Regions from separate parts of the Homo sapiens genome. Here region 1 is linked to region 2. Evidence: read pairs that join two places in POLR2A ChIA-PET (ENCODE). Cell type or tissue: Panc1. All regions are shown on one strand. Links, peaks and the distances in the headings refer to the core of each region. The heading gives the core; the rest is flanking DNA. Region 1 overlaps GIGYF2 (GRB10 interacting GYF protein 2). Region 2 overlaps GIGYF2 (GRB10 interacting GYF protein 2).

The links. ChIA-PET counts read pairs that join two places held together with the same protein. Peaks named below come from ENCODE experiments on the same cell type or tissue, not always from the same donor. Only the 100,000 strongest peaks of a DNase experiment are listed, where the experiment ranks them.
Region 1: POLR2A ChIA-PET joins it to region 2 with 6 read pairs; 5 of 35 experiments call an interaction of 5 or more read pairs at or near these places.

What each region holds. Positions count from the first base shown.
Region 1 is chr2:232,715,817-232,718,734 of GRCh38, reverse strand. All of the region lies in intron 2 of GIGYF2 (GRB10 interacting GYF protein 2), which reads right to left. Among named protein-coding and RNA genes, the nearest start is that of GIGYF2, 20 kb to the right of the region's middle. In Panc1, for the core only: no CTCF peak of the experiment used is centred there; no DNase peak of the experiment used is centred there.
Region 2 is chr2:232,771,847-232,774,764 of GRCh38, reverse strand. The region is part of intron 8 of GIGYF2 (GRB10 interacting GYF protein 2); the gene reads right to left. The region is part of intron 1 of KCNJ13 (potassium inwardly rectifying channel subfamily J member 13); the gene reads left to right. Among named protein-coding and RNA genes, the nearest start is that of KCNJ13, 3.3 kb to the left of the region's middle. In Panc1, for the core only: no CTCF peak of the experiment used is centred there; no DNase peak of the experiment used is centred there; H3K27ac peaks cover 388 bases.

The sequences.
Region 1 (2,918 bases), core at 308-2,807, 56 kb after region 2:
TTTTAGTTTAGCCAGATCTGGATTAAGATAACACAAGATTAATAACTTTATTAGTGCAAATTAGTTCAACTACTTCAAAAAGAATTGGCAATATCCATTAAATCTAAACTGTATGCCTACCCTGTGATCCCATAACAAACTGCTACACATACATCCAAGGAAACTGAAGTTATATTTCTACCAAAAGACAAGAGATTCATAGTAGCTTTATTTATAATTGTCAAAAACTGACATTTGGGTATTATGTCCATCAATGTAAATGTACATCAACAGGCAAACCAATCTGCAGTATACTCATATAATGAAATATTACTCAGCAGTTTAAAAAAAGGAACTAGTCAGGTGCGGTGGCTCATGCCTATAATCCCAGCACTGTGGGAGGCTAAGGTGAGTGGATCGCGTGAGGTCAGGAGTTCGAGACCAGCCTGACCAACAACGGTGAAACCCTGTCTCTACTTAAATTACAAAAATTAGCTGGGCATGGTGGTGGGCGCCTGTAATCCTAGCTACTTGGGAGGCTGAGACAGGAGAACAGCTTGAACCTGGGAGGTGGAGGTTGCAGTGAGGCTGCAGTGAGCCAAGATCTTGCCACTGCACTGCAGCTTGGCAACAGAGTGAGAATTCGTCTCAAAAAACAAACAACAACAACAAAAAAAATTACTGATATTCACAATGATACTGCGAAATCACCCAGATATCATGTTTAGAAAAACAAGCTGGCTAGAAAAAAATATATACTGTATGATTCCTTTTATGTGATGTTCAAGAAGAGTACTATGGTTTGGGTATATGACCCCTGCAAATCTCATGTTGAAATCTGATCACAGATGCTGGAGGTGAGGTCTAATGGGAGGTGTCTGGATTATGGGCAGATCCCTCATGAATGCCTTGGTGCCACTCTCACAGTAATGAGTGAGTCCTTACTTGATTTGTTCCCAAGAGAGCTAGTTGTTAAAAACAGCCTGACACCTCCCTCCTCTCTCTCTCTCTTGCTCCCCTCACCATGAGATCTACACACACTGGCTCCCCTTTGCTTTCCACTATGAGTGTAAGCAGCCTGAAGCCCTCACCAGAAGCAGATGTTTCTTGTACCGCCTACAGAACCATGAGCCAAATAAACCTCTTTTCTTTATAAATCACCCAGTCTCAGGTATTCCTTTATAGCAACACAAACAGACTAAGACAAATAGATAATAAATGGTGATAGATGTCAGGAAAGTACTCATCATGGGAAGAGGAGACTACTAAACAGGAAGGAGAGGGAATTGGAGTGCTGGAAAAGTTCACTATCATGATCTAAGTGGTGACTACAAAAGTACATATACATGTATATGTACATGTAAAAATGTATTGAACTATAAACTTCACATTTGTGCATGTATTTACCATATTTTACCTATCAATTATTATTATTGTTTCTTAGAGACAGTGTCTCAACACTGTTGCCCAGGCTAGAGTGCAGGGCTGTGCCCATAGCCCACTGTAACCTCAAACTCCTGGGTTCAAATGATCCTCTTGCCTCAGCCTCCCAAAGCACTGGGATTACAGGTATGAGCTACTATGCCCAGCTCCAGTTGTGTTAAATAAATCATAAATGCTTTAGCAATTACAAATACTTCAAGGCCAAGTATGGTGGCTCACGCCTGTAATCCCAGGACTTTGGGAAGCCGAGGCAGCTGGATTGCTTGAGCCCAGGAGTTTGAGACCAGCCTGGGCAACATGGCAAAACCCCATCACTACAAAAAAAAAAAAACAACAAAAATTAGCTAGGTGTGGTGGTGCTAGCCTGTGGTCCCAGCTACTGGGGAGGCTGAAGTTGGAGGATCACCTGAGCCCAGGAGGTTGAGGCAGCAGTGAGCTGTGATCATGACACTGCACTCCAGCCTGGGCTACAAAGTGAGACCCTGTATCAAAAAAAAAACTTCAGTGAGCATGAAACAAAGCTATTTAAACTATTTTAAATGAATGTCTTCCGATAACATATTAAATTCATTCCCTGCTTAAATTTTTGCGATTAGAAAAGAAAAAACAAAACAAAACAAAAAAAACACTGGCCAGGCGCAGTGGCTCATGCCTGTAATCCCAGCACTTTGGGAGGCCAAGGCGGCAGATCACATGAGGCCAGGAGTTCAAGACCAGCTGAGCCAACATGGTGAAACCCCATTACTACTAAAAATGCAAAAAGAAATTAGCCAGGTGTGGTGGCACATGCCTGCAATCCCAGCTAGTAGGGATGACTGAGGCATGAGGATTGCTTGAACGCGGGAGGTGGAAGTTGCAGTGAGCCGAGATCGTGCCACTACACTCCAGCCAGAGTGACAGAGTGAGACTCTGTCTCAAAAAAAAAAAAAAAAAAAAAACAAATAACACCATTATCTTGATAAAATAATCTTCAAATCTGTCAGCTCCTAAGACCATAAAGAGGCCTACATTCAAATGAAGCAAGACTCATTTACTAGGCTAAAAGAATGTAGATCTTCAAATGCTTTTTTTCAAATGTCAGAAAACAGCTAAGTAAGATGAAAAGGAAAAGTCCAAACATGAGGGGGACCCACATTACTTATAATAGTAAAAGACTGGAAGCAATCTTGTAAAAGTGGCACATTCACTCAACAAAAGACAGCTATAGTAACATCTGCACACAGTATAGTTATACATATGTCCAAAAAAAGGCAAAAAGAACACAAGACAAAGGAATATTAGTGAGGTGAAATTAATGATTTGTCCTCTACTCTCATAACTTGCAATATTCTTTAATTACTTTATAACAAAATGTATTTTAATTATCACAAAAAGCATAGGCCTGGCCTGTTGAAATACTTTTACAGTCCCAACATAAATGTCATAAAAGTTATCACTCATTTCAACTTTAACTTGGTTTAAGACGAATTTTAAGGTTAAAAAAAAAAAAAAAGGAA
Region 2 (2,918 bases), core at 235-2,734:
GCACTTAGCAGCATTCAGTAGGACAGTGGCTCCAAATGTGGAACAAGCACTAGTGTCCAGGAGCATGAGGGGCATTTTCACATAGGCAGGAAGCAACAACAGTGGAGAATGACAAAGTTGTTCACCCACCATTTTGAAGGCAACCAACTATCCTTTCATTGTTATATCCTTCTTCCATGTGTCAAAATCTTTTATTATGTCATCATAATTTTATTTATAATGACAGTATTATACTTGTAAAATTGTCTTCTCATCTGGCAAAACAGAAACTTGGCAATGTTATGTCATAACTCTCCTCTCTACATTGCTTTAATTTTACTGATGTGCAAAACACAACTGGACTATCTAATAATTCAGACTGTGATAATCTTCAAGTCTTGAAAGAAGTCTTTCCTAACTGAATATCTGTTTCTAACCTACAAATAATAGGTCTGAACCCAATAAACATTACTGAAGAACAAACACTCTGGAGCGGCTCTTGAACAAAACTAATCAAATGAAACTGTATTATTCACAAAGGCTAAGCAGGGTCAAACATCTGTTTTGGAGGCAATATGGCACTAACTCTGGACTCAGAATGTATAATATTCATATCCACCACTTACTACCTCATTATACCTCATTTTCTTTCTTTTTTTTTTTTCTTTTAGAGACAGGGTCTCGCTATGTTGGCCAGATCGGTCTTGAATTCCCGACCTCAAGCAATCCTCCCGACTCAACGTCCCAAAGTGCTAGTGTTACAGGCATGAGTCACCATGCCTGGTTCCTCACTTTCGTTATCTGTAAAATGGGACTAATAGTGATACTTATTACTGTGAAACTTAAGACACCTTTTTTTTTTTTTTTTTTTTTTTAAATAGAGACAAAGTCTCACTACGTTGCCTAGGCTGGTCTCTAACTCCTGGACTCAAGCAATCCTCCTGTCTCGGCCTCCCGAAGTGCTGGGAGCCAGACACGTTTTTAATAACAATAAAGCAACTAATACTTTACTGAGAGCTTACTCTGTGCCACTGGCTTCACATCAGTTTGTACATATGAAGTATTTGGTATGATTCCTGGCACATGCTAAACAATATATATATTAGCTAATATTATTAATCATTACTATCTAAAGAATCATGAACAAAGTTAACAATGGTTTAATACAGATACTTGAGACAGTTTCAGGGGCAAGAAAGGCATCTACTAAAGGTGCTAGAAATTTGGCTATCAAAGACCTTCTTGAGAATGCAATATCAATCATTTTTGGAAAGACTGTTATTTCACCAAACGCTTCCTGTATTAAAAAAAAAAATTAACTGGCTTTGAAGTTAGCTAGACTTGAATAACCATCCAAATAATCCAAAGCTCCTATTTGCCTTGTGTAAATTTCTTTTATCTGTCTGAGCACCAGTGACTTCATCTGAAAATGGGAACAATGGCTATCTTGTTGAGATACTGAAGAATTAAGAGATAATACAGTATGAAAGCAGTTATCACAGTGCCTATGAAGATTTTGTTGTTTCCAAAGCGTAGAGATCAGGTCTCCTAAAACATTTAAAAATAATCTAACAAAATAAGGGTCATTAAGTAGCTATGCCAAGAAAAAAGAATACACTAAATGATTATGACAACTTGTTAGGGTAATAAGTTATAAAACATTAAAATAATGCACTAAGATTTTTTAAAGTCTATATCATATGAAACTGAAATCGCCATCTAACCTAAATAAACTGAACAATCATCCCAGTGTTCCATTAGCTCAAATCTGAAGAAAATACAAAAAAAAGTCTCTAATCACCAATAAATGTTAAGTTACCTCAGAGCAAAAGAAAGTTGTATATACCCAGGTGGCCAATATCCAATTCCAACAACACAGAAAGGCAGTCTCCAAAGCCTCAAAGTCCCGAGATATAGGAACTAGGAAACCCAAGCAACAACCTAGCTCCACAAGTCTGTAGTGCCCTTCTCAAGCCCCATTAAAAGGCAGGAAGTGGGTATGCAGCACTCTCAAGGGTATCTACCTCTAAAGGAAGAAGCAAAGAGGACAGTCAAATATAAACTCATAGTCCTGAATTGTAGCAAACAAGAGAGGCTCACTCAAGGGAAGCAAAGCTGCATTTCCTGTTCTGTTCCTAGTAACTGCTACACTAAAGTCTTAAGACACCTTTGTCATACGCAAGGATGATTACAAGGAAGGCACACATTAGATTTCTACTCACCACCTTGAGAAAAGGATAACCACTGATGAAAACTGTTTGCAGCAGAAAACTAATTATACTAATGTTATCTTTTTAAAATTCTTATTTAACCCCTTAATGATTATTTTAGTTCATTGAACTATTCAACCTTTTTCTTCTAGTTTACTTACTTTTAAAGCTAATGCTATCCAGAAATGTCTTCCTGGAATTTCTTATTTTGCCAAGAAACAATTCTCTTTCTACCCCCCAATCTAATCAGAGCCTAGAATATGCAAAGAGATAGCAATCCATCATCCAGGACAGAAAGAATCCACGAACATGGTTGCAAAGTGACAAAAACAAATAAAGCCTAATCATAAAACTCTAAATAAGACCAGGTATGGTGGCTCACCCCTGTAATCCCAGCGCTTTGGAAGGCTGAAGTGGGAAGATGGCTTGAGAACAGGAGTCTGAGACCAGCCTAGGCAATATATTGAGCCCAGTACCAACAAAAATTAAAATTCTAAAAATTTGCTGAGGTTGCAGTGAGCTATGATTGTGCCACTGCACTCCAGCCTAGGAGACAGAGCAAGACCCTGTCTCTAAAAATACAAATCAATAAATCAAACTCTGAATAGGCTAATTATAAAGCATACATTAGAACTACAAACCTCTAAAAGCTTACCACAAATGTAAGCCTTGTCCTATACTAAATCTGGCTTCAAAGGATTTGCAGACAGTTTAATAATAAGCTTCCAA